Regions from separate parts of the Homo sapiens genome. Here all the other regions are linked to region 1. A link is a loop called in an ENCODE intact Hi-C map of the cell type or tissue named here. Cell type or tissue: heart right ventricle. All regions are shown on one strand.

The links. A loop is a pair of places that touch in the nucleus more often than their neighbours do. Peaks named below come from ENCODE experiments on the same cell type or tissue, not always from the same donor. Only the 100,000 strongest peaks of a DNase experiment are listed, where the experiment ranks them.
Region 2: a loop joins it to region 1, with 7 times the contacts of the local background. A loop is called at or near these places in 66 of 110 quality-filtered maps.
Region 3: it touches region 1 in a loop (11-fold over the local background); 66 of 110 quality-filtered maps call a loop at or near these places.

What each region holds. Positions count from the first base shown.
Region 1 is chr18:3,702,445-3,704,944 of GRCh38, forward strand. The region is part of intron 7 of DLGAP1 (DLG associated protein 1); the gene reads right to left. Among named protein-coding and RNA genes, the nearest start is that of DLGAP1-AS6, 51 kb to the left of the region's middle. In heart right ventricle, a CTCF peak has its summit at 1,392 (motif pointing right); a DNase peak (open chromatin) is centred at 1,400; H3K4me3 peaks cover 678 bases; H3K27ac peaks cover 1,297 bases.
Region 2 is chr18:4,001,109-4,003,608 of GRCh38, forward strand. The region is part of intron 3 of DLGAP1 (DLG associated protein 1); the gene reads right to left. All of the region lies in intron 4 of DLGAP1-AS4 (DLGAP1 antisense RNA 4), which reads left to right. Among named protein-coding and RNA genes, the nearest start is that of DLGAP1-AS4, 40 kb to the left of the region's middle. In heart right ventricle, no CTCF peak of the experiment used is centred here; no DNase peak of the experiment used is centred here.
Region 3 is chr18:3,997,384-3,999,883 of GRCh38, forward strand. All of the region lies in intron 3 of DLGAP1 (DLG associated protein 1), which reads right to left. All of the region lies in intron 4 of DLGAP1-AS4 (DLGAP1 antisense RNA 4), which reads left to right. Among named protein-coding and RNA genes, the nearest start is that of DLGAP1-AS4, 36 kb to the left of the region's middle. In heart right ventricle, a CTCF peak has its summit at 1,546 (motif pointing left); no DNase peak of the experiment used is centred here.

The sequences.
Region 1 (2,500 bases):
CTATGGGATGGCAATAGACAAGTTCCCAAGAGAGGCAGCAACAGACCCCTAGGGGAGAGCCTGGCAGGGTTGTGGACTTCCTGCATGCAGGCGCCCTAGGATCCTGGGCTTCTTCCTAGACCCTTCCCTGGGTTTGAGAGACAGGGGAGCGAGGCAGGCTATGGGATCCTATATGTATCATCTTAGAAGTAATCAGATACAACAAGGTAGCTGGCATCTTAGCAAATCACACAGCTGGAAGACTTTAAGTAAATCTCTGTGGGGAGCCAGAGGGCTCAGATCTGGAAGGAGACAGCTGCTGGATGAGGAATAAGTAACAACTGAAAAGTCAGGGCAGCCCAGTGGCAGGCCCCTTACCAGTGGGGTTGAGGAGAATGACAGGCTCGCTCCTGCAGCCACTCAGGTACAGGCAGTTCATCCAGGAAGCAGTAAGGGACAGAGGGAGAAGAGAGAGGACAGGGATCCAAGTCCCAGAAAGGAGTATAAGATGGAGACTTTGTCTTAGAAATTGACATGAAAGCTTACTTGCTAGGACAAAGGCAAGCAAGGGTCTCTGGAGTGTTCTCAATTCTGTGAAGGCAGGATCAGCCCAGAGCTGGTTAAGATGTGGAGCCTGATGGTGCCAACAGGTCATGAGGCCATTCAGGGAAAACAAGGGTTAGGAAGGAGGATGGGGACCCAGGCACATGATGGCACTAGAGGTCCTGAATTCCAAATTCCAGAATCTTTGAAGTGGTGTCAAGATTGTGTCTCAGGATCACCGGATATAGCTGGTCCTTGGGATGGAATGTGGCGCTGTCCTGACAAAAGACCTGAACTTGCCAACTGAGAGCCTTTGATTCACGTGCTCTGAATTTTATTGCATTTACTCCAAATGCCACTGGGCAGTTGTCCATGCATAGGCTGGAGAAATTAATAGGAAGGGCAAGAAAACATGAGAAGTATCATAAAGAAATACTATAAAGGACAAATAAATGAGACTGGTAGTGAACTAGACAGACACAGAAAATAGAGGACAGAAATTCCCAGAACTGCTTCAAGCACGAAAGTGCAGTGGCCCTGATCTCTGTAGAAGGAGGAGTGTGAGGAGGATGTGTGTTCAGAGGAGAGCGAGTGGCTGTTGTCCACTTGTTTCTTTTTAGAAGACGGAGGGATATTTGAAAGTTCACTAGATATGGACACATTCTCTGCATTCTTCTTCTCTTTTCGTTCTTTTTTGTTTTTTGTTTTTGTTTTTTAATTCTAGAAAAGAATTGTTTCTTATTTTCCTCCCGAAGATGCAACCAAATGCCCTCTTTTCTGGAAACATTTTAGTTGCAGCTTCACAGACTCCATTTACGGTTGACATGCATTCTTTCCCCTATGAACACACCTCAGCAGCCGCCAGAGGGAGACTTTCCACACACGGTTTTTGCGAAGAGAATTTCCTTGGAGATTACTGCACCCTACATGATACAAATTCCTCCCCACGTTCCCCTTCACAGGCAGGGCTTCTAATCTTGACAGTTCCCAGAGCAGCAGTCATGGCTATATCAGGCAATTATACCATTGGGAACATTAGGGCTGCTTTGTAAAACCATAAGCACCCAAGAACAGATACTTTAAAAAATGTAAAAACAAGACAGCAGTGACAGCAGAAAGGACACAGCAGCTGAGTCACCTCACTGCATTTCTCCACATCCTAGCCCCTAGGAGGATGCTCTGCGGGGCCCACGGGAAGGGCTGAGTGCCACATGCCAGGGACCCCAGAGGTTGGCAAGAATGGCTTTGCCTAGAGACCATGCTTCCTTTCAGGTGTTGCAGGGAGAGGTGGCAATTCTGTTTCCCACATTAAAGAAAAAATTGACCGGGTGTGGTGGCTCATGCCTGTAATCCCAGCACTTTGGGAGGTCGAGGCAGGTGGATTACTTGAGGTCAGGAGTTCGAGACCAGCCTGGACAACATGGTGAAACCCTGTCTCTACTAAAAATACAAAAATTAGCTGGTGTGGTGGCAGGCGCCAGTAATCCCAGCTACTCGGGAGGCTGAGGCAGGAGAATCGCTTGAACCCGGGAGGCAGAGGTTGCAGTGAGCCGAGACTGCACCACTGCACTCCAGACTCCAGCCTGGGTGACACAGCGAGACTCCATCTAAAAAAAAAAGAAAAAGAAAAAATTAAATTTCATGACTTAGTGAGAAATGGTCATTTTGGGGGTCCATTGCTTGATTTTTTTTTTTAAATCTTCTTAAACAACTCTGAATTAAAATGTCTGAGAGAACACAGTGACTCATGCCTCTCCACTTCCCAGCTTTCCAACTGAGCAGCCCACTGGGTTGGAGGTATCTTGCCAAGAGGGAAGTATTTTTAATTTGGGCTTTATCTGTCACTCAGCTGTGGTCATAGAGACTGGCAGGAATGCATGCAATTAGAAGAAGAAAGAACACCTTTATGATTCCATAATATTAGTATTTAATGCCTTTTGGATGTTTTGGATAGCAGTCTTGTGTAAAGAGACAAGAC
Region 2 (2,500 bases), 300 kb after region 1:
AATATTCATTCTTTTCTTTTCTATTTTTCTTAAGGAACTTTCTGCAGTGTTCATTCACTATTTTATTTCTTCTAGTGTAGTCTAAAATTTTGGAATAAGTTTTTTCTTCAACTCTTAATATTTTTCTATTTCTATAAACTCCTTTTGAAGTCTTTGTTTTTTCAAATTAGCTTCTTTTTGAGTTCTTAAAATTCTGGGTTATGCTGTTCTTTAAAAGCTGCTATCTTTTTTTTCAGCTTGAGTTAAAATATTAGGCTAAATTTTCTTCTGTTTTGTTTGCAAATCTTTCTGGCATGCTTTTATTGTCTGCGGAGACATTACATTCCTCAAATCATTTTTCTTTATGGTAGATTCGATGGCCATTTTTTTCTTTATTAATGTTTAAGTGAGATGAGTTTTCTTGTACTCTTAGGAGAGTGAACCAGGATAGCTTCCTAGCTCTAGAGATTTAGAGCTGCCTTTTCTGTTATTTTTGGATGTGTTTACAAGTATGTATCTGCTATCTGTTGGCTCTTTGCTCTTCCCTCCACTTGCATCTGCGTCTTCTTTCTTTTGCCTCCTTTGCTCCTATCATCTATTTCCTGCTCAATTTGGATTCTATTCCAGTAGTTTCTCCTCAATGTGGGGTTTTGCTGTGGAGGAGATGGCTATTAAGGGTCCCTTTAGGGTCCATGGGGCACAGGCTCCTCCAGCACAAGCTGGTTCTCTTGGGTTCACCCACAAGTTGGAGGCGGCAGGACTCTAGGGGTTTCAGTTGCCCTTCCCAGAGTGGCCCACCAAGCCTTACAGTGAATACTTGTGAACTGTTTTTGTTTCTCTGCCTCTTGGGGCCATCAGAAGTCCCTTTGTCCTCTTTTTATTTCTTCTGATGTGTTGAAGACACTGTACAGGTCTTAATCTCACCAGTAGTTTATTACAACCCACACATATTTGGTTTATAGGGATGTGTTTTCCCGCTGCTTTATTGGAGATGTTGTCTGGGAGGTCTTGCTTTTGCTATCTTAGTTGCTCTGTTTCCATGGGGTGATTTGGAGAGGTGGAAAAATTATGCCACCTTGCCACCACTTTCCTAATTACTTTAAGCAACCAAAATTTTAGCAACGAAACTTTTAAATTACTTTAAGCAACCAAACTTTTAGTCTATTTCTGTTGTACTTTATTAGTAAGCATCTACCTGCCTGTCTATGTTAACACGTTTTCTGATGCACTATACAGTTGACCTTTGAAGAACACAGGTTTGAACGGCACAGGTCCATTTACATGCAGATTTTCTTCTGCCTCTCCCCGGCTGCTGCCACCCCGAGACAGCAAGACCAGACCCATCTCTTCTCCCTCATCAGCCTACTCAACGTGAGGATATGGATAAAGACCTTTATGATGACCCACTCCACTTCCAGTTAATGAAATATATCTTCTCTTGCTTATGATTTTCTTAATAACACTTTTTTTCCTCTAGCTTACTTTATGGTAAGAATACAATATGTAATACATATTACATATAACATACAACATATGTATTCAATGACGATGTTATCAGTAAGGCTTCCAGTCAATAGTAGATTATTAGTAGTTTCGTTTCTGGAGAGTCAAAAATTAAACAGAATTGTGACCCTTTGGGGCTGGTTCCCCTAATCGCCACATTATTCCGGGGTCAACTATTGTTTAATCAGCATGGTCATATTGACGTCCATGCATGTTGTTAATACTTGAGCCCTCAACAGAGAATATGTGCACAGTTCAGGGATCTATTGATGTCTTTCTACACTGCCAGGTCTCTATCTCTCTCTCCCCTTCCCGGTCTGTGAAAAGTCTCTGCGTGTCTCTTTGTTGCCACTATCTTGAGTGTTCTGGATGCTGATACAAGGCCAGTTGAAGGTGGATTGTCCATCTGAAGTGCTCCTGTGTGATTACTAGGCTACAGGACAGTCACAAACATCTCTCCTTCCTTTCCTCCCCTAAGAAGCTTTGAGCCCTGATTCTTCACCAGGGTGGTAGAGGATAAGTCTTAGAGAACCATGACCCCTCGTGGGAACATATTAAAATGAGGGGGGAATATACTGGGAGGAAACAATAGTTTGATAAAAGCTTCCCAGTTGGTTCTAACAGGCCTCCTCCGGGTTGTAGTTGGATCCTCTGCTCTTGGTAGAGACAGGGAAGGTGCCATGGAATTGGCCATGGGTCCAGATCACCTGGACATCCTCAGGCACAGGACTGGGAAGTGACTGACTGAGATTTAAGGGATAGGAGAAAAGAGAGAAAAGAAGGCAGGAGCCCAAGGATGTAATTTCTTTTTGGACCCATCTTCTTTTTCAGGTGCTTAATATCATTGTTTTTTTTTTTTTTTTTGGAAGTTAACAGATTTATCTTGAAAGCATTTGTTGTTATTCCTGCTTAAAGTCTAGCTAAGAAATTCTTTCAACTCTAAACAGAAAACAAAGTATTTCATTTTACAGGTAGAGATAAAAGGTATTGAATGGGAAAGTTTGAAAGAGGTGGCATT
Region 3 (2,500 bases), 290 kb after region 1:
GATGCCAGCTTGGGTCGCTCCCCCTCACCCCTAGGCTCGGTTAAACAGTTTGGTCAAAGGAGGACAGAAAAGTCCTTATGAGGGCCTCAAGTTGCAGAGTTTTCTAAAGCCTGAGTTTTACTGTTTCTATCCTTCTGGTGTCACTTAACATGTTCCTCTGTCCAGTGTATTTCCTGTAAGGTGTCATTTAACATGTTCCTCTGTCCAGTGTATTTCCTGTAAGTTGTAGTTAGAATTAAGAACAGCACCATACAATAGAAATATGAGCCACAAATATAATTTAAAATTTTAAAATACACATTTAAAAAAAGAAAACATTAAAATTAAAATTAATTTTAATAATATAATTTTATTTAACCCAATATGTCACAAATATTATGTATGTAGTCATACATACATATTAAATTTTAAAATTTAAGTCAATATTAAAGTCAATATTAAAAATTATTGAGATAGTTTACATCTTTTTTTCATATTAAGTTTTTGCTATCTGGTGTGTATTTTACGTGTACAGAACATCTCAATTTGGCCTATCCACATTTCAAATGCTCAGTAGCCACATGGGATTAGTACTGAATACAGTAGACCCAGGTACATCATCAGACTGAGGTTCAATTTTTGGCCAAAATACCCCACAGGTGGTGGTGTGTACCTCCATACAGAAGCATATGTCTGGTGGCTTTTTTGTGATGTTGGCAGTCATTGATTACCATTGTCTACACCCAATAATTCATTAAAGGTTGCAAAATGGCAATACTCAAATTTTAAAATTCCTTCTTCATTTATTAGATGGAGTACTTTTATCAAGAGAAACATCTCATCAACTGCTTGGTTACTTGGAATAATATGTATAGGGAAGTTAGGAAAAATGTTTGATCTCTTCCTTTTATTTGCCAGTTTTTAAAATAATGATTTTGGTTTCCTTGCATTTTCCAAGGATGATCAATAATATTTTATTTTAACAGTATTATTAGGAATTCATGAATGTTAATATTTGATGTGCCTCAGTTCATTGCAGAGTTAACTTAATTGCAGAGTTCTGATATCACCAAAGCCGTTTATGATATTCCAGGTCCGTCTTGTACACTTCCTTCCACAGACCTGTAATCAGCTATTTCTTCAGGGAGCCTGTGATTCCTTTTAGTGGAAAATGGTATGTAGAGAACATTATCTGTGTGTGAAGGGTTGAGCACGTTCCATCTTTTCAGAGAACAAAGCTAGAAAACATGTATTTTAATAAAATAATATTCATCATGAATTCATGATGTTTCCTATTCAAATTCAAGTAGAGGACTTTTTTCACAGTGTCCTTTTCCCTGTCAAATTTCAAATTTTATTGACATGAATATAATTATTCATTTGCTGTATTCATAATACACATGTGCAACAGTCTCGAATAAATAGAAGACTACCACTAGCAAAATGATTACAAAAATCAGCTTAAGATACTTTGCAGTTGTTTTTGTCATTATGATAACATTCCGCTAAAACAGGCAAATTATTGTGTTTTACGGTCACTTGGGAATAGTCCCTTTGGTGCTGTTCTGCCACCTACTGGACAGACAGGCTCAATAGGCTTATTTTACTTTTGATATTCAGGAATCACTTTATTTTAAATTGAATTTTGCTTTGTAATAATGCAAAGTTTTACATGACTCTAGAGTCAAATTTACAAAACAAGTCTAGTTTTTCTCCCTGTCTCCTCAATCTTATTTCCTTCCTCTACCTTTAAATATTTTATTTTTAAATGCTGTGATTTATATGTCCATTAGTATATATTTGTATATAATTTGTATACAAATTATACAAAATTGATATATATTTGTATTTTTTATCCCGTCTCCTTTATTAGATAATTGGTAGCATACTATACAGACTTTTCTCCACCTGAAAGAAACATACATATTATTATTAAAAGTTTATATGTATATAACCTGGAGTGTTGGGTTTTGCTTTGTTAGGTAATCTGGAAATATTTTTATAAATGTAAATTTAATCAGTAAATTTATTTTTAGGATCCAAATGCTTGGCATCACTTTTGTCATATTTGTTACATGTATTTCTGTCCATACAAGCATGCAAACATCGTCACATCTATATACCCGTGACTACCTCTATCTTTATTGCCTTACATTTCTACTCTTTTCCTATGTGGTCAATATCAAGGCTGCTCCATGAACTGTTTGCTACCAAGCTATGATGACTTGTGAATAGAAAGTAACAAAAACAACAACAACAACAAAACACATTTAGAAACATTTAAAGTAATTTGATATTGCCACTAAATTCAAGCATATGATTTTGTATATTTCAAGTGTCGCTTACAAATTATTGGGGGGAAAAGTGGCCCTTCACTACAGAGTCTGAGAAGCACTTGCCTACATTATTTGCTTGTGCGCATGTGTTCTCTCTCTCTCATTATCTTTTTGTTTTGTGTTTTCTTTCTGAGACAGGGTCTCGCTCTGTCATCTAGGCTAAAGTGCAGTGGCGCCATCATAGC